Regions from separate parts of the Homo sapiens genome. Here region 2 is linked to region 1. A link is a loop called in an ENCODE intact Hi-C map of the cell type or tissue named here. Cell type or tissue: natural killer cell. All regions are shown on one strand. Each heading gives the region's core, and the rest is flanking DNA. Links, peaks and the distances in the headings are about the cores only.

Region 1 (15,165 bases), core at 4,215-12,214:
CTGGCCTTGAACTCCTGGCTTCAAGCAATCCTCCTACCTCAGCCTCCCAGGCATGAGCCACTGTGCCAAGCTGGGAAGATTTTGTGATCAGGAAGAAGTACATGGTCTTGGCATGGGGAATAGAAGAGACTTATGGAGACTAGCAGTGTTTTTTTTTTTTTTTTTGGAGTCCTAGTTACTTGAGTTTTTGCTTCAAAGTATTTATAAACTATAAATTTATGTTTATATAACGTCCTATATTCTGTTATATTTCCATTAAACAGTAGTTTGACCTTAAAGCCATATTGTGACATCATTACATATCCATTGTTTTGGAAAAAATGAAATAGCCTGATGGTACTGATATTGGCAGCAGCATAGAACATCAAAAGAGTTCTCACTGTCGGTGAGAATGTGAGCTTTTGAAAGCTGCTCAACATTCCCCTGTAAGGTGGATGCCTTTGAGAAGAGAAAAATGAGAATGTGGGTCAGAGACAATGCGGGGGAAATAGTAAAGTGAAAAAAAAAAACAAAAACAAAAACAAGCAAAGGACCTCAAGGGACTGACGATGAGTACGTCCATGTATTGAAGACTATGATAAGCTTAACTATCTGAACCCGGGGTAAAAGGCTAATAACCAGCAAACAGAAAGATAAGGGCGATGCCACACTGGAAACCATGCTCAGAATGAGAGACCACTCATGCTGCTCCCCCACCAGTGGGGCCTCTGTAGGAGGTTGTGGGACCTTCACTTTCAAGATGAGACTGCAGATAAGATTTCCCACAGTAACTCACATAGCTCAGCTGAATTTTTTGGGTGAGGAACCCCTTTTCATTCTTTTCATTTTCATCATTGGGAGCCTAGCTGAGCTATTAAGGGTGTAGTATTTCTATACCCCTCTCCATTTCCTCTACTCGAAAGACATTTAGTTACTCAGGCAGGAGCAGCATCAATTTCCCTTAGAAGTTACTTAATGGATAAGGCTGGGTGCGGTGGCTCACACCTGTAATCCCAGCACTTTGGGAGGCTGAGGTGGGAGGATTGCTTGAATCCTGGAGCTCAAGATCAGCTTGGGCAACAAAGTGAGACCCCTTCTGTACAAAAATAAAAATAACAAACAGGGTGTGGTAGCTCATGCCTGTGGTCCCAGCTGCTCAGGAGGCTGAATAGGGAAGATAAGTATTTATCTTGCTCCATGACACTGCCAGTATTACTACCATCAGACTTTTTAATTTTTTATAAAACAATGGATATGTAGATGTCACATTATGGCTTTAAGGTTAAACTATTGTTTAATGGAAAAATATAACAGAATAAAGAACATTACATAGCATAAATTTATAGTTTGTAAGTACTTATAAACTGTAAGTATTGAGCTTAAGCCCAGGAGTTTGAGGCTACAGTAAGTAATGCTTGCACTACTGCACTTCAGCATGGGTGACAGAGAGAGACTCTGTCACTAAAATAATTTTTAAAAAATTACTTGCTGGATAAATGTTGTGATAGCTCAGAATGCTGACTTGTCCTTCCTGGGCCACTGTATTCTATATTGGAAGGGGCTTTAAGCTGGCCTTGCACTCACTTGAGTGTGACCTCAAGCTTAATCTCTCTGGCATCCATTCATGGTTACTAAATAAAAAACTCTCTATAAACACAGGAGCTCTTTATCATCTCTTCAGGGTTGTGAAGAGCATGTCCTTGTAACTTAAAAAACGCTGCATTAGTAAAATGTCATTTTTAGGTAAGAAAAAAACCATATATACTTGGAGGAGAAAGTTTCTTTCCCCATCTCCTGCCTCTTCCCTTTTTGTGTAAGGGGTCTCTAGTGGATGTTTGTTTTTGTTGTCCAACTTCTGTCTCTCCTCCTGAAATGCACTGCAGTTTTTATTTAGGGGAATCACTCTTCTCTCATTTCAGAACATGAAGTGTGGGGAGGTGACCCAGGCCTAAGCCTATTAATGCTTTTTGACCCTTTGGGGACAGTGATTTTTCAGGAATGAGTCTGTGACTCAGACCCAGACTTGGGCCTTTGAAAGAGTATAAATCCCTTAACCAATAGGGGAGTGATTCACACAGATGTGTGCTCTGTGGGTGCAAGAGAGGGGCACTGTGTAGAATCTGAGAAAAGAGACAGCCCTGGAGGCAACTGAATGTTAACATCAGTCAGAAACTAGGTTCTTGGTGACCTCTCTGAGAGCCACTGAATCAAGCCTTGCCTGAACCTGGATTTTTCCATAATGTCAGTTAATAAATTCACTTTATAGTTGAAGCCAGCTTGAGTTGGGTTTTCTCTCATTGGCAGCATAATAATGTATGGAGTCTTTGGTAAGAGAGTTTTGTTGGCATATGGGTGCATCAAAATCAATATAAGAACACGCCATAGTCATGCTGTGAGAGGTAGTCAATAGCAAAGGGGAAATTTATTTATCTTTGTAAACACGTTATTCTGAAGACCCTGAAAAACCTGAAGTTTCTTCCAGGTATGCCCAGGATCTTGGTGGTCTGACGTAGCCCTCTTAGTGCTGGGACCTGGTGAGGAGGGCAAAAGTGTTGAAAGTTAACTTAAGCTGGGCCCAGTAGCTCACACCTATAATCCCAGCACTTTGGGAGGCTGAGATGGGCAGATCACTTGAACCCAGGAGTTCAAGACCAGCCTGGGCAACACAGTGAGATTCCCATCTCTACAAAAAAAAAAAAAAAAAGAATCTGAAAGAAGACTCATTAAGTTGAAAGTGGCTATTTCATGGTACTGAGATTATGACAACATTTGTTTTATTTATTTATTTTTTAATTCGTATTTTTCAAAATTTTCTGCAGTGAATATGATTTATATAATTTTTTAAAAAGGTTTTTAAAGTACTGTACAAACACACAAGGTGACAGTACCCTTCATGGGAACTCACGTGGCTAGTTACAATCTGGAAGTCAGAACATCTGGCTCACAATTGCTTAATTTAACCTCTTACCCTTAATATTCAACCTGTTTCTTCCTTTGCAAAATTTTGAACTAATCTCAGTTAGGTCTATGTAACCTGAGATGTGATTTAACCAAGTTAATTATCAACTCAATTTAAGTACATATAGGGTCCCCACCTTAAGTGGTCATTGTGGTTACTCCCCAGTATCTACTCCACTGCACTTCCCAATTGTGTAGGGAAGATTCTAGTTGGACTGAGATTTTCCGGATGCTGCCATCTAAATAACCCATATTATCCTGTCTCCTGATCTGGCTCTAACTTCCATTTTATGAACTTTTGCATAATTAGAGTTACACTCTATGCACACTGTGCCTGGCCCAGTGAGTTCATCTAATGGAGTCTATGTAGCTGTAATAAAAAAATGAGGACATTCGGCCAGGCGCGGTGGCTCACGCCTGTAATCCCAGCACTTTGGGAGGCCAAGGCGGGCGGATCATGAGGTCAGAAGATCGAGACCATCCTGGCTAACACGATGAAACCCAGTCTCTACTAAAAATACAAAAAACTAGCCGGGCGTGGTGGCAGGCACCTGTAGTCCCAGCTACTCGGGAGGCTGAGGCTGGAGAATGGCATGAATCTGGGAGGCAGAGCTTGCAGTGAGCCGAGATCGCGCCATTGCACTCCAGCCTGGGGACAGAGCGAAAAAATAAAAAAGAATGAGGACATTCTACATGAGCTGAAACAAAAGATTTTAGGCTGGGCGCGGTTGCTCATGCCTGTAATCCCAGAACTTTGGGAGGCCGAGGTAGTTGGATCACTTAAGGTCAGGAGTTCGAGACCAGCCTGGTCAACATGGTGAAACCTTGTCCCTACTAAAAATACAAAAAATTTGCTGGGCATGGTGGCTCGTGTTTGTAATCCCAGCTACTCAGGAGGCTGAGGCAGGAGAACTGCTTGAGGCAGAGTTTACAGTGAACCGAGTTTGCACCATTGTGCTCTGACCTGGGTGATGGAGCAAGACTTCGTCTCAAAAAAAAAAAAAAAAAATTTAAATACATTTAAAAAAGAAGGTTGCATGCTGTGGAGCAACCAGACAATTGTGATGAAATGTGAAGCACAAGGCACCAGCTGTGACGTGTTTTTGCCAAGAAGTCAAACCACGTTCCAACTAAACCTCTAGAGCAAACTTTCATTTTCAGCAAATTCGAAGAAAAGAGGAATAATGTAAATGACCCCACAGGGAAACAGACAAACCCTGAATGTGGAGCATTTCACAGGACAAAACCTGGTTTGTATAACTGGTTTGTATAACCAATGGCAAGGGGGTGGAGGGCAGACTGTCTTCGATTAAAAGAGACTTGAGGGACATAGCAAACAAATGCAATGCTGGGACTTGTTTGGATCTGGATTTAAACAAACTGATTGAAAAAAGACATTTTTGAGATAATCAGGGAGATTTGGCTATAGACTGAAGTACTAGGTGCTTCTAAGGCATCATTAAATTTGTTATGTGCGATAATGATATTATGATTATATTAGCAGAATGTCCATTTTTGTTTGTTGGTTGGTTTGTTTTGAGACGAAATTTTGCGCTTGTTGTCCAGGCTGGAATGCAGTGGCACAATCTCGGCTCACTGCAACCTCTGCCTCCCTGGTTCAAGCGATTCTCCTGCCTCAGCCTCCCAAGTAGCTGCGATTACAGGCACCCACCACCATGCCTGGCTAATTTTTTGTATTTTTAGTAGAGATGGGGTTTTCACCGTGTTAGCCAGGCTGGTCTCGATCTTCTGACCTCAGGTGATCCACCTGCCTCGGCCTCCCAAAGTGCTGGGATTACAGCCGTGAGTCACCACACCCGGCTTCAGAATGCCCATTTTTTAAAAAGGAAGATTGCACACTAAAGTACGTAAAAGTGAAATAGCACGATGTCTGGGATTCGTTTAAAAATATTTCAGCAGACTCGGCATGGTGGCTCACACCTGTAATCCCAGCACTTTGGGAGGCTGAGGCAGGAGGATCCCTTGAGCCCAGGAGTTTGAGACCAGCCTGGGTAACCTAGTGAGACCCTTGTCTCTAAAAATAAATTAAAACAAATTTAAAAAAAAATAAAGGGCCAGGTGCGGCGGCTCCTGCCTGTAATCAGCAATTTGGAATGCTGGGACGGGCAGATCACCTGAGGTCAGGAATTTGAGACCAGCCTGGCCAACATGGTAAAACCCTGTCTCTACTAAAAATACAAAAATTAACCGGGCATGGTGACAGGTGCCTATAATCCCAGCTACTTGGGAGGCTGAGGGGAGGCAGAGGTTGCAGTAAGCCGAGATAGCACCATTGCACTCCAGCCTGAGAGACAAGAGTGAAACTCCATCTCAAAAAATAAATAAATAAATAAATAAAAATAAAATAAATAAAATAAATAAAATTTTAAAAATAAATATTTCAGCAAATAACAATAGGAAAATGCAAGTTTCAAAAAAGGTATATGGTATTTTGTCTAAGAAAAGAGAGTATGAGAATATATATTTTATTTTCTTGGGTTTGCATTGGGAGTATACACAAGAAACTTATGAAAATGAAAACCTGGTCGGGTGCAGTGGCTCAAGCCTGTAATCCCAGCACTTTGGGAGGCTGAAGTGGGCAGATTGCAAGGTCAGGAGTTCGAGATCAGCCTGACCAACATGGTGAAAACCCATCTCTACTAAAAATACAAAAATTAGCTGGGCACGGTGGCAGGTGCCTATAATCTCAGCTACTCAGGAGGCTGAGGCAGGAGAATCGCTTGAACTTGGGAGTCGCAGGTTGCAGTGAGCTGAGATCGTGACGCTGCACTCCAGCCTGGGTGACAGGGCGAGACTCTATGTCAAAAAAAAAAAAAAAAGAAAACCTATAGCATAGGTGGGAGAAATGGGGGTAAACATGGAAGGATGGGATCATGGGATCAAGGCTTCTTGAGCTTTTTATATTCCTTTTACTTTTTAACTATTTGAATGTATTATCTAAAGTTTTTAAGAAAATAAACAGGAAATAAAAGTTAAGTGAACATGAAAATGTTCAGAACCAGCTCCCTACACACACAAGAGAGTTAAAGGAGATCTCTAGACCCCTTCATATCTAGACTTTAATGAACTAATAAATTGTTAATGTTTTATAAAGCTGGTCTCAGTAGCAATTCTAGAAATGAGCAGAAAACAAAGTGGTAAAAACAAAACATCGCTGGGCACGGTGGCTCATGCCTGTAATCCCAGCATTTTGAGAGGCCGAGGCAGGTAGATCACCTGAGGTCAGAAGTTCGAGACCAGCCTGACCAATATGGTGAAACCCTGTCTCTACTAAAAATACAAAAATTAGCCGGGCATGGTGGTGTGCGCTCTTAGTCCCAGCTACTTGGGAGGCTGAGACAGGAGAATTGCTTGAACACAGGAGGCGGAGTTTGCAGTGAGCCGAGATCGCGCCACTGCACTCCAGCCTGGGCGACAGAGCAAGACTCTGTCTCAAAACAAAAACAAAAACAAAACAAAACAAAACACAGAAACTGAGGGCTGATGCTTTTAAGAGCCTTGACCAAGTTCATGCTGCTAATAAAAATAACCCCAGACCCCATATTTAATCTATTCTACCTTATGCTTGAATATGGTCATTTGCTGGTTATTAGTTATGTGGGAAGACAAACATTAAATTAATAAAACATAATTTATAGTGGAAAAAATCTGTCACTTAGGGGGCTTATGCTCTCATTCTAAATCACCAATCATGTGCCTTTCGGCAAATCAATTTTCTGAAGTCTCAGATTCCTTGTCTATAAAATGAGAAATTGGCCGGGCGCGGTGGCTATGCCTGTAAACCCAGCACTTTGGGAGGCCGAGGCGGGTGGATCGCCTGAGGTCGGGAGTTCAAGAACAGCCTGACCAACATGGAGAAACCCCGTCTCTACTAAAAATACAAAATTATCCGGGGTGGTGGCACATGCCTGTAATCCCAGCTACTCAGGAGGCTGAGGCAGGAGAATCACTTGAACCCGGGAGGCAGAGGTTGCAGTGAGCCGAGATCATGCCATTGCACTCCAGCCTGGACAAAAAGAGCGAAACTCCATCTCAAAAAAATAAATAAATAAATAAAAATAAAATAAAATAAAATGAGAAATTGATTATGATCTCTTGAGTAACTGCCACTCTGCAATGCTATGGGAAGTACACACATTGAACAAGTTGCATATTTATATTAAATGCCATTTGTTTATATTGAACAAATTTGGTATTTATACCCAATGCATTTAATGGCATAAATGTGAATGACAAAGAAACTCAGGAAGGCAAGACATAGAGGAAGGCCACTGGCTTTTCAGAAACCACTCAGCCTGTGAGCTCACTTCCCTTTTATAAAAAAAAGCTTTTGCTTTTAAGGTGTCCAGATAAAGGTCACACTCCCAGAGCTGAGGCTACGTGAGTCTAAGCTGTTACCTCAGTTATGGGAGTGTGGCTGGAACTCAACACTTTCTGATCATTCATGGCCAAAGCCTCTTGGGGTAGGGGAGAGGGGGCACCTTGTATGCATGAGATGAAACAGGATACCAAGATCCCCTTAATTCTACTCAGAGTAGAGGAAAGGAACTGTTGCCAAAAGGAACATGTTTTTTCTAAATTGAAGAGTTGGAAGTTTGAAGGTCAAAGTCAGAATATTAGAACAGAGAGCCATGCATGTATTATCTAATACAATTTTCTCATTTTATAAATTATATAAATGAGGAAACTGAGACTCAGCAAGGTTATAGGATACAACCTAATCTGTGTTAGAAGAAGGATGAGAGTGAGGCTTATGCTGGGAGTTGCTATGGTCTGTAAATGTGAGGATAAGGAACATGCCATTCACTGTTGTGTTCCACTTCCTAGTCCAGTGCCTGGTGCAAAGTAGGGGCTTCATAAACTTTGGTCACAGGCCTGATGAAGGGACTGATTTGAGTGAATGAATCCATGGATGATGCATCTGTACTTTGTGTTCCCCGCTAGTCAGATGGACTCGGACATGCTCCATTTCAGGTGTATCTCATCTGAGACATTATTAGAGGGTTCTCTTTATGTGCCATGACTGAGTAGCGTTTTCTTCCACTGAAGTATTGCTTCCTCTTTGTTGATATCACAGGACAGACATCAGAACACTTACAGGATGTGTGTAGTGTGGCATGACAGAGAACTTTGGTTTCCTTTAATGTGACTGTAGACCTGGCAGTGTTACTATAAGAATCACTGGCAATCAGACACCCGGGTGTGCTGAGCTAGCACTCAGTGGGGGCGGCTACTGCTCATGTGATTGTGGAGTAGACAGTTGGAAGAAGTACCCAGTCCATTTGGAGAGTTAAAACTGTGCCTAACAGAGGTGTCCTCTGACTTTTCTTCTGCAAGCTCCATGTTTTCACATCTTCCCTTTGACTGTGTCCTGCTGCTGCTGCTGCTACTACTTACAAGTAAGTCTCGGCATGGATATTTACAATGACATAATGGTGCTGTACAGAGGACAAGGGAGAGATACAAGGATGGCCATTGTAATGTTGTTTGTAATAGCAAAAGCTTGGAAGCAACCTAAATGTCCGTCGATGAGGGAGTGGGTAAATAAATGTGATATAATCATGATACAAACAGTGAGTCTGACAAAACATACTGGTATAGAATGTCTCAAAATTATAATGTTATTAAAGAAAAAAAGTTGCAGAATAATGCATATATTAGGCTTCTATTTGTGTGTGTGCATTGTCGGGGAGCAGGAATATGTGGACATTTCTTAATGTATAAGCTCTAGGAAAAGGAACCAGGGAATGGTAAAGAGTTGGGAGAGTAAGGCATATTTTTCTTTTCTTTTCTTTCCTTTTTTTCTTTTTCTTTTCTTTCTTTTTCTTTTTTTCAATTGAGATGGAGTCTCACTCTATTGCCCAGGCTGGAGTGCAGTGGTGGCACCATTTTGGCTCACTGCAATCTCCGCCTCCCAGGTTCAAGTGATTCTCCTGCCTTAGGCACCGGAGTAGCTGGGATCACAGGCGTGCACCACCACACCCAGCTAATGTTTTTAATTTTTAGTAGAGACAGGGTTTTACCATGTTGGTCAGGCTGGTCTCAAACTCATGGCCTCAAGTAATCTGCCCATCTCAGCCTCCCAAAGTGCTGGGATTACAGGCGTGACCCACCGTGTGCCCGGCCACTTTTTCATACACCTTTGATAGTGTTTGAATGTTTTTACTGTAGTTGAGTCATATGAAAACAAAGGGGACATAAAAAATCAAAAGAAAATATATAATGAATGTTTTATCATATATAAAATATATATAGTTTTTTTTTAATGGAATTAACTTTGTCATTTGAGGAAAATGAGGAGACAAGTCTCAATCATTTTAGGAGATTTGTTTGCCAAAGTTAAGGAGGCACCTGAGAGACAGGTCTATGACTTTCTCAGAAGATGATTTTGAGGGCTCCAGATTTAAAGGGGACAAGGTGGGATATTGAGAAGCACTCAGTTTTCACATAAAAAAGGGGGGGGGGCAGAGGAAAAATATGGGGAATCTGCATTTTACATTAGATAACACAGACAAAATGGGGTAGGGAAACAATCAGATAACGCATTTGTGTCTGGCCAGGGTGACCGCACCGGTAAAGATGAGCTATCAATCTGCATTGCACAGCTGACCAGGAATTTCCTTGTGGGCAAAATATGGGGGAGGTATGCAGCCTTTCATCCTGTAGCCATCTTATTCAGGAATCAAAAAGAGGAGGCAGGTTTCTGTGACCCAGTTCCCAGCTTGACTTTTCCCTTTGACTGAATGAGTTTGGGGTCCCAAAATTTAATTTCTTTTCACAACTTTAAACCTTAAAACAACTCCATGAGTAGTTTCAAATACACAAGATCCTTATTTAACCAAGGGTTTGTATTTACTGTGCACTTGCTGCTTAAAAAGAGAAGTATGTTAGGAGAGCCTCCCTTTGTTGATGAACAAGCAAGTAGCCCAGATGGGCGGGCCGTTTCCTGGCTGACCATGACTAATTTTCTGATTGTCTGTTTCCATCAGCCCTGTTCTCCCGTGTTCACAGAATTGGGCCACAATTCTCTCCTAGGGCAGTGTTTCTGAAAGTGAGGTTCTGAGACCAGCCACTTCAGCAACACTTGAGAACTTGTTAGAAATAAAAGTTCTCAGGCTCTACCACAGGCCAACTGAGTCAGGAACTCTAGCAGTTGAGCCCAGCAATCTGTGTTTTCGCAAGGCTTCCCAGTGATTCTGATGGCCTTCACATCTGAGAAGCATTGTCACAGCGAATCATCCTCCAAACAGGACTGCAGCAGTAGCTTCCTCTTTATTCTGTAAGACATGGCTTGCAGTTTTCCTGAAATGGAGTAACCTCACTCACCGCTTGAGTCTTGGCTCTCCTTCTCTCTCTATGCAGGGTCCTCAGAAGTGGAATACAGAGCGGAGGTCGGTCAGAATGCCTATCTGCCCTGCTTCTACACCCCAGCCGCCCCAGGGAACCTCGTGCCCGTCTGCTGGGGCAAAGGAGCCTGTCCTGTGTTTGAATGTGGCAACGTGGTGCTCAGGACTGATGAAAGGGATGTGAATTATTGGACATCCAGATACTGGCTAAATGGGGATTTCCGCAAAGGAGATGTGTCCCTGACCATAGAGAATGTGACTCTAGCAGACAGTGGGATCTACTGCTGCCGGATCCAAATCCCAGGCATAATGAATGATGAAAAATTTAACCTGAAGTTGGTCATCAAACCAGGTGAGTGGACATTTGCATGCCATCTTTATGAATAAGATTTATCTGTGGATCATATTAAAGGTACTGATTGTTCTCATCTCTGACTTCCCTAATTATAGCCCTGGAGGAGGGCCACTAAGACCTAAAGTTTAACAGGCCCCATTGGTGATGCTCAGTGATATTTAACACCTTCTCTCTGTTTTAAAACTCATGGGTGTGCCTGGGCGTGGTGGCTCACACCTCTAATCCCAGCACTTTGGGAGGCTGAGGCCGGTGGATCATGAGGTCAGGAATTCGAGACCAGCCTGGCCAACATAGTAAAACCTTGTCTCCACTAAAAATACAAAAAATTAGCCAGGCATGGTTACGGGAGCCTGTAATTCTAGCTACTTGGGGGGCTGAAGCAGGAGAATCACTTGAACCTGGGAGTCGGAGGTTGTGGTAAGCCAAGATCTCGCCATTGTACTCCAGCCTGGCTGACAAGGGTGAAACTCTGTCTCAAAAAAAAAAAAAGAAAAGAAAAGAAAAGCCAAAACTCATGGGTGGAATGTATAGATGGGATGAAAGGCCTAGATCAGTGGTTAGAGACCCTGACTCTCATTAGAATCACATAGAGAGTTTTTAAACAACTATAGATGCCAGGTACAGTGGCTCATGCCTATAATCCCAATACTTTGAGAGGCTGAAGCAGGAGGATCACTTGAGGTCAGGAGTTTGAGACCAGCCTGGCTGATATACTGTGGCTACCCCTATCTCTTAAAAAGCAGAAGAAAAAACCCCACTACCAAAAACCAGAGAAATCAGCATCTCTGGAGGTAGATGCTAAGCATTAGCTTTTTACAGAGTCTACCTCAGGTGATTTTACCCCAGGTGCAGCCAGCATGGTGAACTGCTGGGTTATGCATGTATGCTGGGAGGTGAACAGACTTAAGATTTCTATAACATGTACTTTGTGCCCAGATAGAGCTGAGTTTACATCTAACTCTGCCTCTTACTAGCTATATAATCCTGAGCAAGTTATTGAAACGCTGTGAGCTCCTCTTCTATAAAATATGACAATAATACCGATCATGTGGGCCATTAGAAGGATTTTATGTGATAATATTTTATTAAAAGCCTTTATAGGTTGGGCATCCCAAATCTGAAAATCTAAAACCTAAAATGCACCAAAATCTGAAATGCTCTAAAATCCAAAACTTTTTGGACACTGACATGACATTCAAAGGAAAAGCTCATTGGAACATAAGTATAGGCAGATACTAAAAAATAAAAAAATAAAAACATGGCTGGGCGTGGTGGCTCATGCCTATAATCCCAGCACTTTGGGAGGCTGAGGTGGGTGGATCACCTGAGGTCGGGAGTTCGAGACCAGTCTGACCAACATGGAGAAACCCTGTCTCTACTAAAAATACAAAATTAGCCAGGTGTGGTTGCACATGCCTGTAGTCCCAGCTACTCAGGAGTCTGAGGCAGGAGAATTGCTTGAACCCAGGAGGCGGAGGTTGCAGTGAGCCGAGATTATGCCATTGCACTCCAGCCTGGGCAACAAGAGCAAAACTCCGTTTCAAAAAAAAAAAAAAAATTCAAAATCTAAAACATTTCTGATCTCAAGCATTTCAGATAAGGAGTCTTCAACCTGTAATTATGGCCATTTGTGTGGCTGTTAGTTCCGCTATTAATAATCAGAATGTAACAATGATGACTGCATCTTACCTTTGTCAAACATTTGAAGTGTGTGATACACTCTCAACGTAGGTATCCAGGCAGGTTTGGAAGCTGAGGGTGTATTTCTCTTTCTTAATTGTCTTTCGCATTTTTTTCTTGCTGCCCCTTTGATTCCCTGAAATAAGCTTTCTGCTCTCAGATAATTTTCATCCTTATGTTGTTTCTGACATTAGCCAAGGTCACCCCTGCACCGACTCGGCAGAGAGACTTCACTGCAGCCTTTCCAAGGATGCTTACCACCAGGGGACATGGCCCAGGTAACTATGCATGGGGCAGAGGAGGGAATCTTTAGCTGGCTCTGAATTCAGAGGATTTTGAATGTGGGAAAAAAAGATGAGAAAACAGTGTGAGAGTGGAGGCATGGATATCTCCGTGCACCTGAAATAGTGTTTGAAAAGAGGGAAGTGGTGGAGACACACCTGTGCTGGGAAAAAGATGGTCTGGCTTAGGATTATTTTACTTAAATTTTAACTGGAAAAAAGTTAATAAACTTTATAGTCTTTAATTTTACTTAAATATTAACTAAATTGAATGAAATGCTCATTACTTTGTCCACATTTTCTGACTGACCCTGGACTGGTGATGTTTGGTCATGAACTGGTGTCAGTCTGTGTTTGGGAACTGACACATTGGATTAGGTGATTTCTAGGATGCCTTCTAGCTAGAATAAAGCCCATCACCTTCCCTGGATTCCAGCCACAGAAAGAATAGTTAAATTCTTCATGTAATTCAGCAAGGACGTACTCAGGGTGCTCCAGAAGAGAACACTGGGCATAAAGCAGAAGTCAAGTCACATTGATCATGAAGGTTAATTTTAAGGTATTTCTTGTCAGTGTCCTGGTCTCTTCTAAACTCTCTGGAGCTCCATTTTTTTTTTCTTCTGTAAAATGAGGTTAATAGGTGAGTCCCACCTCATAATGTCATAAATCTCATAAATCACACCTTATGGGCTTTAAATAAGAAAATGTCTAAAACGTTTATCCCAATGTCTGACCACAATTTGTACATGTTAGCTGTTGTCGTTAATATTATAAGATCAGGAGGCACAGTGAGATTGTGGTTAAAGTACTTCAGTGACAGGTGGAATGGGTTCTAATTTCAGCTGTTCTTGATAGCTCTGTGACCTCAGTCAAGTTGCTCAAATTCTCTGAAGCTCAGTTTGCTCATCTCTACAATGAGGATAATTCCAGTGCCCATGTCATGAGGTGGTTGTAATGTATAAACATGATAATGTATGTAAAATGCTCAGCATAGTACCTGGCCCATAAAAAGCACTCAACTGTTTATTATTACTATAGTTACTGGTTTTAGCTCTCCAAAGTTTCAGTCTTTGGTTAGTCTTTAGTGATTGGTAGCCAACATCTTTTATGCAATTAGAGAGGAAACTAAATATGGTGGGGACAGAAAATAATAAAGTTATACCAGATACTTATTGTATGCCATTGTTATATTTTAAAGAATCTTACAACCATAGTGCTAGAAGGGACTTCAAGGGTCATTTAGTCTCACTTTCCCATCCTGTGCTTCAGTACTTTTTTTTTTTTTTTTAATTGAGACGGAGTCTTGCTCTGTCACCCAGACTAGAGTGCAGTGGCGCAATCTCGGCTCACTGCAAGTTCCGCCTCCTGGGTTCACGCCATTCTCCTGCCTCAGCCTCCCAAGTAGCTGGGACTACAGGCGCCCACCATCAAGCCCAGCTAATTTTTTTCTTTTTTGTATTTTTAGTAGAGACAGAGTTTCACCGTGTTAGCCAGGATGGTCTCCATCTCCTGACCTTGTGATCCTCCCGCCTCGGCCTCCCAAAGTGCTGGGATTACACGCGTGAGCCACCGCGCCCGGCCAGTACTTTTTACTACATCACCACTGAATGGGCATTTGCTGTAGACGGAGTTCACTCCCTGTCGAGGTGGTGCATTTCCTTATACTTGTCTCTACCACAGACAGAAGTCTTCTTTCCTTTAGTTTTTCTTTCCTTTTTTTTTTTTTTTGAGACGGAGTCTCACTCTCTCACCCAGGCTGGAGTGCAATGACACGATCTTGGCTCACTGCAAACTCTGCCTCCCAGGTTCATGCCATTCTCCTGCCTCAGCCTCCCAAGTAGCTGGGATTACAGACGCGCGCCACCACGCCCCGCTAATTTTTGTATTTTTATTAGAGACGGGGTTTCACCATGGTGGCCATGCTGGTCTCGAACTCCTAACCTCAGGTGATCCCTCTGCCTCGGCCTCCCAAAGCGCTGGGATTACAGGTGTAAGCCACCACGCCCAGCCTTCCCTTTAGTTTTTGTTTGTTAGTTCCTTCCCTCTAGGGCAACAAAAATGGGAATATAGGAATAATACCTCGAACCTCTGAGCTTCTCAAGGGCCTGACTGAGAAAAAATATTGAAACAACCAAAAATAGGTCAGTAGCTCCTAAATAGGAAAATAAAATAAAAAATTGAAATGAATGAATATTTAATGGTTTGTCTATAATATGTAACATTATGTAAATTGGCTGCTGGCAAACCAACTCTAAATGTGGGATGTGGGAGCATTTAATATAAAAATGGGGCTGGGCACAGTGGCTCACATGTGTAATCCCAGCACTATGGGAGGCCAAGGCAGGCAGATCACTGGAGCTCAGGAGTTCAAGACCAGCCTGGGCAACATGGCAAAACCCCATCTCTACTAAGAATACAAAAAATTAGGCTGAGTGCAGTGGCTCACACCTGTAATCCCAGCACTTTGGGAGGCCAAGGCAGATGGATCACCTGAGGTCAGGAGTTTAAGCCAGCCTGGCCAAGATGGTGAAACCCCTGTCTCTAC
Region 2 (15,165 bases), core at 2,376-10,375, 77 kb after region 1:
CCATGTCTGTGTGCAGCTACTCTCAAATCTATTTATTTAGATAGAGACAGAATCTTCTATTACAGGTAAAAAGACAAGTAAGGACTGTAACCAAGGACAAAATTCAATAACTGAGCACATTAAGATAACATCACATCAAGTCAATTTATATAAACAATTTTTTTTTCTTTTTTTCTTTTTTTCGAGATGGAGTCTCACTCTGTTGCCCAGGCTGGAGTGCAATGGCGAAATCTTGGCTCACTGCAACCTCCCGGGTTCAAGCAATTTTTTGCCTCCGCCTCCCAAGTAGCTGGGATTACAGGCGTGCAGCACCACACCCAGCTGATTTTTGTATTTTTAGTAGAGATGGGGTTTCACCATGTTGCCCAGGCTGGTCTCGAACACCTGACCTCAGGATGCCTGGGCTCCCAAAGTGCTGGGATTAGAGATGTGAGCTACCATGCCTGACATTTTTTCTTTTTTAATATCACAAGAGGATGTATTTGTGGAAATAGCCTATTGACTTTTAAAACAGTAAATTAAAAAATTTACATACAAACCCATTTTAAGCATACAGTTTTAGTTTTGACAAATGTGTACACCTATGTAAATACAACCTCAAGCAAGCTAGAAAACACCTCCATCATTGTAAAATATGTTTTGCGTTTCAAGTTGTCCTAGATTTTCACCGTATGGTTATAAACTGAGATCATTTGGTCTTACCCTTATGTTCCAGAAGTCCCCAAGCACCAATACAGGTAAATGTGGCTGGGTAAGTGATTCTGGGAAATGTTTTCTCTTCATAACTTTCTAACAAGATGCTTTTTTGATCTGTTGTTGTTTCCTCAGCAACTGTTCCTAGAACATAGTCTACTGACGGCCAATACCACTAAAGGAATCTATGCTGGAGTCTGTATTTCTGTCTTGGTGCTTCTTGCTCTTTTGGGTGTCATCATTGCCAAAAGTAAGTCATTTCGAGATTGTTCCTAAGGGACAAGGGATGTACAGCAAAATTGCCTGGGTTCACTAGTTTCATAAGTCACATGATTTTGATTTCACACGACTTCCCTTTGTCTCCCCAAATCCTCATTTGTAAAAGTCACATGGTAATACCATCTACCTCAAGGGGGAAGGGAAATGAAGTTTAAATGCATTGGTACCTACAAAGCACTAAGAATGGGAGCTGGGTGTGGGGTCTTATGCCTGTAATCCTAGCTACTTGGGAGGCTGAGTGAGGCAGGAGGATTGCTTGAGCCCAGGAGTTCAAGACTAGCCTGAACAACATGGTGGGACCCCATTTCTTAAAAAAAAACAAAAACAAAACAAAAAAGCAAAACAAAACAAACAAACAAAAAAACCATTAAAAAAAGCACCAGCCAGGAGCAGTGGCTCATGTCTGTAATCCCAGCACTTTGGGAGGCTGAGGCAGGAGGATTGCTTGAGCCCAGGAGTTCAAAACCAGCCTGGGCAACATAGTGAGACATTGTCTCTAAAATAAAAGGAAAAGAACAAAAAGAAAAAGCACTGAGAATGGTTCCTGGCACATGACAAGTGCACAGCAATCTTAAACTGTAATTGTAGTTAGAAAGATCCTTTTGCCATAAATCTCTATAAATCTCATGGAAGTTACATTCTAGTGGAGTTTTCACTTAAAACCACTATTTTTTAAACTTGTTATTTTTCAATTATTATTCCCCTATGGAAAAAATTTAATTCTATAAGAATTTTTTTGAGACAGAGTTTCTCTCTTGTCTCACAGGCTGGAGTGCAATGGCACGATCGTGGCTCACTGCAACCTCCACCTCCTGAGTTCAAGCCATTCTCCTGCCTCAGCCTCCTGAGTAGCTGGGACTACAGGCGCCCGCCACCACGCCCGGCTAATTTTTTGTATTTTTTAGTAGAGATGGGGTTTCACCGTGTTAGTCAGGATGGTCTCGATCTCCTGACCTTGTGATCCGCCTGCCTTGGCCTCCCAAAGTGCTGGGATTACAGGCATGAGCCACCACGCCCGGCCGAATTTTTGTATTTTTAGTAGAGACGGGGTTTTGCCATGTTGGCTAGGCTGGTCTCAAACTCCTAACCTCAGGTGATCCACCTGCCTCGGCCTCCCAAAGTTCTAGGATTACAGGCATGAGCCACAATGCCAGGCCAAGAAAAACTAAATACAGGTGTTCCTCAGTACCCTTGGGGGATTGGTTCCAGAGCCCCTTGATTCCAAAATCTGCAGATGCTCAAGTCCCTTATAAAATGGTGTAGTATTTGCACATAGCCTACTCACTTCCTCCAGTATACTTTAAATCTTCCCTAGATTACTTAGAACACCTAATATACAACGTAAATGCCATGTAAATAGTTGTTATATTGTATTGTTTTTATCTGTATTATTATTGTTGTGTATTATTTTTATTTTTTTTTTAATTTTCAATTTGCGAGTGGTTGAAACTGAGGATGCCAAACCTGTGGACATCGAGGGCCAACTGTATCAAGAAATAGGAGTTTGTTGGGTAGTGTTGCGATCTGGAAGTCAACACACCATTGTGATATATAAGATTTATTTTCTCCACCCTACAAGATCTAATTTTTTTCCCTGTGGGGGTGATATTGTTAAAATTTTGCAACACTCATTTAGCAGAAGAGGCACATGAGACACTGGGAGGGGAAACTGATAGCAAGACACAGACTAAAAAAGTAAAACAAAAGTCTTCAAAAAGCAACCACCCCAGGCTTCATGTCTCCCTTCTGCTAACTGTGTGTGTGTGTGTTTGTCTCAGTATAACCTGCCTCCCATAAAAGAACCCTAGTTAGCTATTTTGCAAGATGTGGTATTTGAAGCCATGACTGATTTAGTTCATGGGTCTAGGCAGAGGAGAATCAGAAAATTAAGAGTATGTTTGGCAAATTTGAGGAAGTTTTTATATAATTATTTTGGAGCTTGCTTAGTCAAAGTTATTTAGAAATTGGGTAAAATACCTTGCAGGGAAGTTCAAACTTTCCCTCTGAAATTTTGATACTTGAGTACGCCAAAAAAAAAATAGATTATTAGGAGATTAACAGGAGAAAATGAATACATATTTATTATGTGTACAGAAGCCACACAAAATATGAGATGGAAGAAAGGGCCAGATGACTGGAGCTTAAATACCCTTTTCTTTCTTTTTTTTTGGAGACAGAGTCTCTTGCTCTGTCACTCAGACTGGAATGCAGTGGTGTGATCTCAGCTCTGTGGGGGAAAAGAAAGAGAGATCAGACTGTTACTGTGTCTATGTAGAAAGAAGAAGACATAAGGAACTCCAGTTTGTTCTGTACTAAGAAAAATTCTTCTGCCTTGAGATGCTGTTAATCTGTAACCCTAACCCCAACCCTGTGCTCGCAGAAACATGTGCTGTGTTGACTCAAGGTTTAATGGATTAGGGCTGTGCAGGAGGTGCTTTGTTAAAAATGTGTTTGCAGGCAGTATGCTTGGTAAAAGTCATCGCCATTCTCCAGTCTCGAGTACCCAGGGACAAAATGCACTGCGGAAGGCCTCAGGGACCTCTGCCCAAGAAAGCCTAGGTATTGTCCAAGGTTTCTCCCCACTGAGACAGCCCGAGATATGGCCTTGTGGGAAGGGAAAGACCTGACCCTCCCCGAGCCCGACACCCGTAAAGGGTCTGTGCTGAGGATTAGTGAAAGAGGAAGGCCTCTTTGCAGTTGAGATAAGAGGAAGGCATCTGTCTCCTGCTTGTCCCTGGGAATGGAATGTCTCGGTGTAAAACCCGATCATACATTCTATTTACTGAGATAGAAGAAAACTGCCTTATGGCTGGAGGTGGGACATGCTGGCAGCAATACTGCTCTTTACTGCACTGAGATGTTTGTGTAAAGTCAAACATAAACCTGGCCTACGTGCACATCGAGGCACAGCACCTTTCCTTAAACTTATTTATGACACAGAGACCTTTGCTCACATGTTTTCCTGCTGACCCTCTCCCCACCATTACCCTATAGTCCTGCCACATCCCCCTCACTGAGACAGTAGAGATAGAGATCAATAAATACTGAGGGAACTCAGAGACAAGTGCCGGCGTGGGTCCTCCGTATGCTGAGCGCCGGTCCCTTGGGCCCACTGCTCTTTCTCTATACTTTGTCTCTGTGTCTTATTTCTTTTCTCAGTCTCTTGTCCCACCTGATGAGAAATACCCACAGGTGTGGAGGGGCTGGCCCCCTTAAAGCTCACTGCAACCTCTGCCTCCCAGGTTCAAGCAATTCTCCTGCCTCAGCCTCCTGAGTAGCTGGGATTACAGGCTCGTGCCACCACACCCGAATGATTTTCGTGTTTTTAGTAGAGATGGGGTTTTCACCATGTTGGTCAGGCTGGTCTTGAACTCCTGACCGCCTGCCTCTGCCTCCCAAAGTGTTGGGATTGCAGGCATGAGCCACTGCACCTGGCCTTAAATACCCTTTTCTTAGGGGAGAGAAAAGTGATGGATGTAGACAATTTTAGAGGAAGAGTAAATGATTTTTAGGGGAGATGAATGGGCCCAAAGAACAGACTGTAGGGCAGGACAAATTCCTCTGGACTCTGGATGTGTTGTCAGCTCTAGTCTCCTTCCTGTGATGTGCATCAGTTCCCCCACCACCCCCACCCGCCCCCGCCCCCGCCCTGCCATTGATGAGATATCGAGATATCTGGGGAAAGGATTGACAACAACAGAATATCTTCTGGAGGATCTGGCCTTTAGCTAGATAGGGGAGCTTCAGAGAAAGCCCTTTCCTAAATATGCTCCTCCCCAGGTGCTCTCACTTTGAATTCCAAAGAAGCCTATTTGAGGGTATTGTATTCTGAGCCCTAACAACCTCAAAATATACTTTACTCCTTAAGCAAAAATAACTCATTATTTCCTTGTTTAGGAGAGAGATGACTGGTAGTACAAACTCTTGCAAAAGTATCCTTTGATAGAGGTGACTCTTAAAGTATCTTTATGACCCAGTTCATCTAAAACAAATCTTGGTTGACGCCTGTTGTTCAGTAGCCTATCAGAAGGATCTTGGACTTACTCATTTTTTTTAAAAAAATGAAAGATAATTTAAGAATTGCATTAAAGTTAGGGAGGATATGTGGATGAATACACCAAACCATTAATGAAATTGAGATACTGGACAGTAAATGGCTTGTTTGGGTCCTGCAGAATCAAAAGGGACATGGGAAGGAGACACCTCAAGGTACCAGGGAAAAATCTAAGTAATAACAGAAATAATACACTTGATTGAAAAAAAGATTAAAACTCTTGCTGAGATGTTTAGTTTTCTCTTCAACTCCTCTCTCCCCACCCCTTCAATTTAGAGTATTTCTTCAAAAAGGAGGTTCAACAACTAAGGTAAGCTCGAAAATATTTCTATCAATACTTTTGAGGTTCCTACTCTGGTAAAATAAAAATAGATTTCTGTCTCTCTCCTAAACTCTCCATCGCATACCTTGGATCCTGACAGTCCACTTTAATGAGCAATTCTATTATTTACACCTTCCAGTGATATTTGTAGCTTTGTGTATTTCCCTGGAGTTGTGGCAGAGCTGGTACAGAGGGAGCACCTCAATCCTAAGCAAACCCCATAGGGCAAGATAACTAAATTGCAAGATTTGCTCGATGGAAGTAAACATTGAATGATTTGCTTTAGTTTGTTCTTTTATTTCGTTTAACGCTTTGTCTTTTTTGAGACTGAATTTCACTCTTGCTGCCCTGGCTGGAGTGCAATGGCACCTTCTCGGCTCACCACAACCTCCACCTCCTGGGTTCAAGCGATTCTCCTGCCTCAGCCTCCCCAGTAGCTGGGATTACAGACATGTGCCACCATACCCAGCTAATTTTGTATTTTTAGTAGAGACGGGGTTTCTCCATGTTGGTTAGGCTGGTTTCAAACTCCTGACCTCCGGTGATCTGCCTGCCTCGGCCTCCCAAAGTGCTGGAATTACAGACATGAGCCACCGCGCCCGGCCATTTTTTCATACTTTTAGTAGAGACAGGGTTTCACCATATTCGATGCTTTGTCTTACTGAGTGTTATTGGCTATTATATTCCAAAGAGATGAATATAACAGACAAAAACCATGTAAGCAAATAAGCATGGTTCTTTTACATGCTTACAGATAAACACCATGGGGACTATAGAACAGGATAAGGATCTGTTTGATTGAGTGCCAAGAAAGCAGCTAATTTGGAGGAAGATAATTCCTGGCTGCAGGGGCAGGGAGTGCAAAGGCACTGAGGTAGGGCAAGTGCCTCCAGTTTTCCACAGCTTCCATCATTCCCTGCTGCTCCCTACCCAGCCTGCTCCACTGATCTATATTAGCTGTCTAGCCTTGCAGGCACTTGAATTTGCCTTTAAAGACCTTTCAGTCTACCCTGCTGCCTAGTTACTTTTTTTTTTTTTTTTTTTTTTGAGACACCCAGGCTGGAATGCAATGGTGTGATCTGCAACCTCCACCTCCTGGATTCAAGCAATTCTCCAGCCTCAGCCTGCTGAGTAGCTGGGATCACAGGCACCTGCCACCATGCCTGGCTAATTTTTGTATTTTTAATAGAGACGGGGTTCTGCCATGTTAGGCTGGTCTCAAACTCCTCACCTCAGGTGATCCGCCTACCTTGGCCTCCCAAAGTGCTGGGATTATAGGCGTGAGGGACCGCACCTGGCCCCAGGTACAATTTAAATCCCCTTTACTGCATCTATGCCCCAAGGCCATCTGCCACACTGCCTGTAGTGGTAGGAGACAACTACCTAGTTCTAAAGCCAGCCAGCCTGCTTCATTTGGTTCAGGCTGAGTTTTAAGCAAGGACTTTCTCTGATTCAGAATCTATCCCTCTTACTTAGGCTGCCATCTATTAAGTCTAGTTCTCCTTCATTGGATGCTTGTACACAGACTTTCCTGAGTCTGAGTTAATTACCTGAGCCAATCCACAGAACCTGTCTGAACAGTGCCCAGCATACTGTAAGTGCTCAATACACATCGACTTTTGTTATTGCATTCAAGCCCTTCACAGCAATAAACTGCGAGAGAGGCACTATTCTCATTTTACAGATTGGAAAACAGTTTCAGAAATGTTGAGTGACATGTAAGGTCACATCACATAGCATATAAAGGACTCAATCTCACGAATCTGTGCTCATAAATATTTCTGGAATGGAAGAGAAATGTGTAAAGTATAAAAAAAGCCAAAAAAAAAAAAACCCACACTAACAAATTATGAACACTTCTTCATGACATTATCTTCTCGGCAGTTATATCACACTGAGTCATTTGAGCTCATTGACACTTAAACTAAGTGTCTTCACACATGTATGACTGACCTGTTTAGGGACCATAGTGGAGCTTTGTTTTTCACAGTTCTTTAAATGTGTGGACATGTGTTTCATCTGCAGCTGAATGAAGACAAGTTCCATATTTTGGGGGCAGGCTTTGGTAACAAATAGTCACTATATACAAATATATAAAAATAACCAGTTACATCAAAATGCTACACGTAAGTTAAAACTAAGTCTACTTTCTTCCCTCACTTGTATTTCCACTGTTTCTACTGATTTCTTTTTTTGAGACAGAGTCTCCAGCCCAGGCTGGAGTGCAGTGGTGTGATCTCGGCTCACTGCAACCTCTACCTCCTGGGTTCAAGTGATTCTTCTGTCTCAGCCTCCCAAGTAGCCAGGATTATGGGCACAAGCCACCACACCTGGCTAATTAAAAAAAAAATCTGTAGAGACGGGGTCTCGCTATGTTGCTCACGCTGGCCTCAAGGGATCCTCCTGCCATGGCCTCCCAAAATGCTGGGATTAGAGGCATGAGCTACTGCATCCAGCACAGGAAGATTTTTAACACTATGATCCAGTGTATACTTGTGAAACAGTACTATTTAACTATATTCAATGTTTCTCTGTTCTGTTTTTATCTTGAATATAGGATGTAGATGGCTAAGTAGATTTAACAACCCTCTCTAAAGGATCACAAGCTACAGTTGGAAAAGCACCAGTCATCCAATGCTTAGCCACATTTGAAAATATGCATCTTGATTCAGCCACTTAGTTTGATGTCAGAGCTCTGTATTTTTAGATTTTCCATTTTTGTATTCTATTATGCGAGTTTCAAAGAGACCAGTCTGAGTTTTTGAATACTTCTTAGATTGTCTACATGCTTATTAAACAGACTTTTCTTCAACTTAATAATAAGAGCCACACCTTTTACAACTCTGGAAGGCACTATTTATTTTATACTTTGTGTGAACGGGGCTCCTGGAGTCTCGAATACCTGATATTGCCTGATCATAAACAAAAGTGCAGCTTATATGTGAGAAGTGGTCTGCTTTTTTTCTTACTCATGTTATTCTTCAACAACTCTTTCTACAGTGTTTCATTTAGCAGCCTTCAAATTAAAGCTTTGCAAAATGCAGTTGAAAAGGAAGTCCAAGCAGAAGACAATATCTACATTGAGAATAGTCTTTATGCCACGGACTAAGACCCAGTGGTGCTCTTTGAGAGTTTACGCCCATGAGTGCAGAAGACTGAACAGACATCAGCACATCAGACGTCTTTTAGACCCCAAGACAATTTTTCTGTTTCAGTTTCATCTGGCATTCCAACATGTCAGTGATACTGGGTAGAGTAACTCTCTCACTCCAAACTGTGTATAGTCAACCTCATCATTAATGTAGTCCTAATTTTTTATGCTAAAACTGGCTCAATCCTTCTGATCATTGCAGTTTTCTCTCAAATATGAACACTTTATAATTGTATGTTCTTTTTAGACCCCATAAATCCTGTATACATCAAAGAGAATAGTCCCTGGAAACATAGCAAATGAACTTCTATCTTGGCCATCACAGCTGTCCAGAAGAGGGGAATCTGTCTTAAAAACCAGCAAATCCAACGTGAGACTTCATTTGGAAGCATTGTATGATTATCTCTTGTTTCTATGTTATACTTCCAAATGTTGCATTTCCTATGTTTTCCAAAGGTTTCAAATCGTGGGTTTTTATTTCCTCCGTGGGGAAACAAAGTGAGTCTAACTCACAGGTTTAGCTGTTTTCTCATAACTCTGGAAATGTGATGCATTAAGTACTGGATCTCTGAATTGGGGTAGCTGTTTTACCAGTTAAAGAGCCTACAATAGTATGGAACACATAGACACCAGGGGAAGAAAATCATTTGCCAGGTGATTTAACATATTTATGCAATTTTTTTTTTTTTTTTTGAGATGGAGCTTTGCTCTTGTTGCCCAGGCTGGAGTGCGATGGTGAAATCTCGGCTCACTGTAACCTCCACCTTCCGGGTTCAAGCAATTCTCCCGCCTCAGCCTCACGAGTAGCTGGGATTACAGGTGTCCGCCACTATGCTCAGCTAATTTTTTGTATTTTTTTAGTAGAGACAGGGTTTCATCATGTTGGCCAGAATGATCTCGAACTCCTGACCTCAGAGGATCCAGCCTCCTTGGCCTTCCAAAGTGCTGGGATTACAGGCATGAGCCACCGTGCCTGGTCCATTTATGCAATTTTTATTACACGTGTGTCATGGTGCTAAGCATTTAAACAACCATCAGGCTTTCTGAACAAATTTTTAGAACCAAGAAGATCAGCAATAAAAGAAAAAAAAAAGGCGGGAGTAGGGAAAAGTCTGCCTTTTCTGCCTTATAAGTTACATTGCAGATATAAGTGTTTGAAACTCACTAGTTTTGACCCAAATTCTAAATCGCCTCCAAACCACTTTCATGTTTAAAATTGTTTAGGAGGCTAGCGCCGTGGCTCATGCCTGTAATCCCAGCACTTTGTGAAGCCAAGGTGGGCAGGTAGCTTGAGCCCAGAAGTTTGAGACCAGCCTGGGCAACATGGCAATACCCCATCTCTATTAAGAAAAAAATTTAAGGAAAAAAAAAAAAGATAAAATTGTTTTGGAAAGGCAAAGTGTCTTTCTCATATCTAATCAATTCCTGTATTTTTTTTTTTTTTTTTTTTACAATTCAATTAGGCTTATTGTAAGGATATCTTTAGTCAGTATAAAAATATATAAAAAACAATTATACTAAACCAGTATAATTGTTTAGAAGTATATATTTGCCGGCCGGGCATGGTGGCTCATGCCTGTAATCCCAGGGCTTTGGAAGGCTGAGGTGAGTGGATCACTAGAGGTCGGGAGTTTGAGACCAGCCTGACCAACATGGAGAAACACTGTTCTCTACTAAGTATAGATTTGCAAGGGCTAGATTTGTCAGAAAAGAAACATTTCTACATGAACAGTTAAGGCTGGGTATTAATTTCAATTTCAGTTTGAGTAAACTCTGAAATAATTCATGGTTGAGGTTCAGAGCTACCCATACCATAGTTGTCTGGGGCAACAGGATGCTTGCTTTCAGAGGAAACTTTTTGTTTTTGTTTTTGTTTTTTTGAGATGGAGTTTTGCTCTTGTCACCCAGGCTGAAATGCAATGGCACAATCTTGGCTCACTGCAACCTCCACCTCCCAGGTTCAAGTGATTCTCCTGCCTCAGCCTCCTGAGTAGCTGGGATTACAGATGCCCGCCACAACGCCCAGCTTATTTTTAGTAGAGACAGGGTTTCACCATATTGGCCAGGCTGGCCTCCAACTCCTGACCTCAGGTGAGCCACCCGCTTTGGCCTCCCCAAAGTGTTGGGATTACAGGCATAAGCCACCGCGCCCAGCCAGAGGCAACATTTTTTAACGCAGTTATCATTCTAGGAAATTTATAGGTCCTTTGAAGGAAAATTCTGTGGGCAAATAAGATTGTGATACATGGTATTTCAGTTTTCCCAAATGTGGCCAGCCCGATCTGGTCAAAAATTTTATTTTTTAAAAGCTATAGTGTCTTTTTTTCTTAAATTTGAGGCAACATGCACAAAATTGGAGATTTGAAATTAAAGCCAAGATTTGTAGTTTCTCTGGAAAGACCTGGCAAGATTGGACTGGATTGCTATGTGACCAGGGTCCCACTAGATGGGGCTGCATCCTCTAATCCCCAAATCCTTATGTTCCCTGCATGCTCACCTTTGTTACCTGCCTGACACCTGTGGGGCTTTTAACTTTATGGCAACTGCCCTATTCTCTGGATCCTTCCTGAGGATTTATGATGCGTAATACTCCAGGAATCTGGTTAGCTTTGCTTAACACATTTCCAAAACTTGTTTGAATGCATGAGTACAGTCACTAGTAGCATTCTGTGCAGTACAATGTATGGGGGCTTAGGAGTTTAGGGTAGTATACAGGATTAGGGATAGGACTTGAGTCTAATCCTAACTCTTAGCAGTTACACTGGATGACATTAGAGCAAATGGTTCTTTACGTCTACATTTTCTTCATCTGTAGATGTAATAATTTCCATATCAACTATGATGTACAGTGCTAATTCCAATGAAATGTTACATGTGAGAAGTCTTTGAAATGTAAAAAACACTACAGATACTGAAGCAGTTTGGAGAATTAAAAAACACTACGAAAACACAGCTTGGTAAATAATTTTTTTTTTCTTTTGAGACAGAGTCTGGCTCTGTCATCCAGGCTAGAGTGTAGTGGCAGAATCTTGGCTCACTGCAACCTCTGCCTCTCGGGCTCAAGCAATTCTCCTGCCTCAGCCACCTGAGTAGCTGGGATAGCCACCATGTCCACTTAATTTTTGTATTTTTAGTAGAGACAGGGTTCCACCATATTGGCCAGGGTGGTCTTGAACTCCTGATGTCAAGTGATCTGCCTGCTCAGCCTCCCAAAGTATTGGAATTGCAGGTGTGAGCCACCGTGCCTGGCCAGGGCTTAGCAAATAATTTCAATGGTGTTACACCTATAAGTCTCTTGCTGTATGGTATCTTTTAAAATAACATTTCTTTTTTGAAACAGTTGATATTGGGTAATTTGGCCATCATCATATACTGTAGAAAAAAATTGTCAAGTGAAAGGGAGAATAGGTAAGAAGGAAGAAAGGGGAGGAATTTAGTGAATATGAATTATTTTCCTTTAGATATATTAGTCTTGTAGATCGCAATGAATTTTTTAAATTACTATTTAAGATATTGTTGAGATTCCATTACCTCCAATCAGTCTTGGGACATTAGAACAGTGGTATAATTAAGACTGTATGTTTAAATTGAGAAATTTTGCACAACTTTAACAAGTAGCAGAACTAATTGTTCACTGATGGCTTTAAAGATGAAATAATTCTGTGAATACATGAAACTGTGAGGGACTCTTCGTGGTTGTCTAGGTTTATTTATATGCATACTCATTAATAAAAGTTTTTTTTTGTTTGTCTCTTGAAAACAAAACAGCTTTGTTTTAACAAAACAGCAATGGAACAAATTTGAAAACCGACTCGATATTTTCTCTGGCTCATCATTTAGTTTGGGTCAGCCATCTTCAACTTGCTGTGAGCTCTAGTCAAAGTGGATCAAATTTGTGGCAAGTCACACAGGTGTCAGGTGCTCTTCAGGAAACAACCCTGAACTCCAGGTTCTAAGGAGCTTAGTAGGGAAGAAATACAAAACCTATCACTTCTGATACTGATTATTACTAAGAGAAAGAATCTTGTGATAGAGACTGGCTTCTCAACTATGGCATTTGGGGACAGAAATCTCTGTTGTAGGGGGCTGTCCTGTGCATTGTAAGGTGTTTGGCGTCATCCCTGGCCTCCACCCACTAGATGCCAGTCACATCCTCCAGTGGTGACAACTGACAATGTCCCTGCGGGCACAGTTGAGAACCACTGAGGTAGAGGGTGTTTGTTGGGGGGTAGGAAGTGGTGTAGCTTTAGCTGGTTGGTCAGCGGCTGCTTCTAGGAAAGAGGTGACATTTAAGTTGAAACCAAGAAAAATGTGTAGGTGGCAGCCACATGAAAATCTAGTGGAAGGAAAACAAATGCAAAGGCTGTGGGGCAGCAGGAAGCTTGTGTATTAAAAGAGAGGATGTTGTGTTCCAATGAGTAAAAAACTAGTGAGTGAGGAGAGATGAAGAGAAGCAAGGCTGAAGAGATGTGCAAGGGGTCTGGCCAGGTGCTGGATGAAAAGGAATCTACAGGCCAGGCACAGTGGCTCACACCTGTAATCCCAGCACTTTAGGGGGCCAAGGCTGGAGGATCACTTGAGCCCAGGAGTTCAAGGCCAGCCTGGGCAACAAAGTGAGCCTCCATCTTATTAAAAATTTAAAAAAGAAAGGAAAAGGGCTCTATGAAGATGTCTGTTTGGAAAAGAGTCCCAATCTTAGAAAACCACTTTTGCATATTAAAAGCTAAACCTGCTACCCATCACCAAATTCTATGTTAACATTCACTAACATGCTTCAGTGACACTATTCTAAGTCAGGTATAGCTCGAGAGTCAGGTTTGTTGGGAGGACAGAAGGATATAGGCAGGGGAAAAAGAGGGGGAGAAGGGAACCTCTTGGCAGCAAGGGGCTTTCCACAGGGCTGTGAGACACCCCCAGGCCTTGCAAGAGGGGTTGTGAAAAAAGAGGGAACTGGCACCAACGTTTGGCTCTAATTGGTTTGGGCCCAAAATTGCTGCTTTGGGAGGCAGTAGTGGGGTGGTACAGGAGCTGATTTTATCCAGTCCACAAATGGATTTTTAAAATAGTTTTTTGATGTATATTTTTTAAGATGCATCAAACCCATGATTTAATGGGTATTGATTAGGATGAATAAAATGTTAAAGTTAATTAATCTAAAATAACTTGAGTGAGTAATAGCAAAAAAGCAATGTGAATACGGCAAAGGTTATGTAGATGCCTGAAGTCGGAGAGTCAATAGATCAAAATCAGCTGGGAGCTTGTTAAAATACACATTTCTTGGCCCTATTTCTAGACATTCTGGTTTAGCAATACAGATGTGACCTGAGAATTTTTGTTTGTTTAAATGACAGAATACAAGCTGCTATAAAATATTTTACATTTCAATAAAAGCATTCAGACTTCATGAAAGAACATGTGGAAATAAGAGCATACGATCATCCTTTACTTCTACTTATTTCAGATGTAAATCTCAGGAAATGAACCCAAAGTCTTTCTTGCAGGGGACTTTGGGTATTGCACTGCCACTTTTGTTTATTTAGTTACTTTTTGAGACGGAGTTTTGCTCTTGTCGCCCAGGCTGGAGTGCAATGGCTCAATCTCGGCTCACTGCAACCTCCGCCTCCTGGGTTCAAGCCATTCTCCTGCCTCAGCCTCCCAAGTAGCTGGGATTACAGGTGCTTGCCACCACGCCTGGCGAATTTTTGTATTTTTAGTAGAGATGGGGTTTCACCATGTTGGCCAGGCTGGTCTTGAACTCCTGACCTCAGGTGATCCACCCACCTCGGCCTCCCAAAGTGCTGGGATTACAGGCGTGAGCCACCATGCCCAGCTTTGCACTGTCACTTCTGAGGCTAAATAAAATTACCTGGAGTCTCCAAAATATAGGAAGACCCAAAAAATGTAGGGGAAGCTTATTTACACTCTGGTTTTCATGGTCTAGTTTGTGGATGTTTGTTACAGGTTCGTAGTGCTCTCTGGAAGGAAAGGAATGACAATTAGTCATTTGATCTCCCTCTGATTAAGGTTTTCTTTTGTTGTTGATTTCCTTTTGCTTTTTTTTTTTTTTTTTCCTTTGAGACAGGGTCTTGCTCTGTCACCCAGGCTGGAGTGCAGTGGTGTGATCACGGCTCACTGCAGCCTTGAAGTCCTGGGCTCAAGTATCCTCCCACCTCAGCCTCCCGAGTAGCTGGGACCACAGGTGTGCACCACCTTGCCCGGCTAATTTTTGTGATTTTTGTAGAGATGTATTTTCACCATGTTACCCAGGCTGGTCTCAAACTCCTGGGTCCAAGCAATCTGCCCACCTTGGCCTCCCAAAGTGCTGGGATTGCAGGCATGAGCCACCACACCCGGCCCTTTTGCCATTAATTGTAAACAGTTTTGGAGGGTCTCAGAAGTCATATCCTCTTAAAGCCACCATGCCTGGCTAATTTTTTTTTTTTAAGTGGAGATTAGGTCTTGCTATGTTGCCAGGCTGGAGTGCAGTGGTGTGATCATGGCTAACCCTAAGTGCAGCCTCAAACTCTTAAGCTCAAGTGATCCTCTTACCTCAGCCTCCTGGGTAGCTGGGATTACAGGCATGTGCCACGATGCCCGGCTCATTTTTGTATTTTTTGTAGAGACAGAGTCTCCCTATGTTGCCCAGGCTCTCTCAAAACTTTATTT

Evidence for each region. A loop is a pair of places that touch in the nucleus more often than their neighbours do. Peaks named below come from ENCODE experiments on the same cell type or tissue, not always from the same donor. Only the 100,000 strongest peaks of a DNase experiment are listed, where the experiment ranks them.
Region 2: a loop joins it to region 1, with 6 times the contacts of the local background. A loop is called at or near these places in 4 of 110 quality-filtered maps.

What each region holds. Positions count from the first base shown.
Region 1 is chr5:157,102,118-157,117,282 of GRCh38, reverse strand. HAVCR2 (hepatitis A virus cellular receptor 2) reads left to right here and starts at 8,239. Exons shown (of 7, transcript NM_032782.5): 1 at 8,239-8,357; 2 at 10,321-10,656; 3 at 12,534-12,617. The coding sequence starts at 8,300. RefSeq lists an enhancer at 8,303-8,452. In natural killer cell, for the core only: no CTCF peak of the experiment used is centred there; DNase peaks (open chromatin) are centred at 7,282 and 8,092; H3K4me3 peaks cover 3,368 bases; H3K27ac peaks cover 4,932 bases.
Region 2 is chr5:157,023,025-157,038,189 of GRCh38, reverse strand. HAVCR1 (hepatitis A virus cellular receptor 1) reads left to right here. Exons shown (of 9, transcript NM_001173393.3): 7 at 829-943; 8 at 5,303-5,336; 9 at 8,349-8,777. The coding sequence ends at 8,457. Among named protein-coding and RNA genes, the nearest start is that of HAVCR1, 29 kb to the left of the region's middle. In natural killer cell, for the core only: no CTCF peak of the experiment used is centred there; a DNase peak (open chromatin) is centred at 7,289; H3K27ac peaks cover 2,825 bases.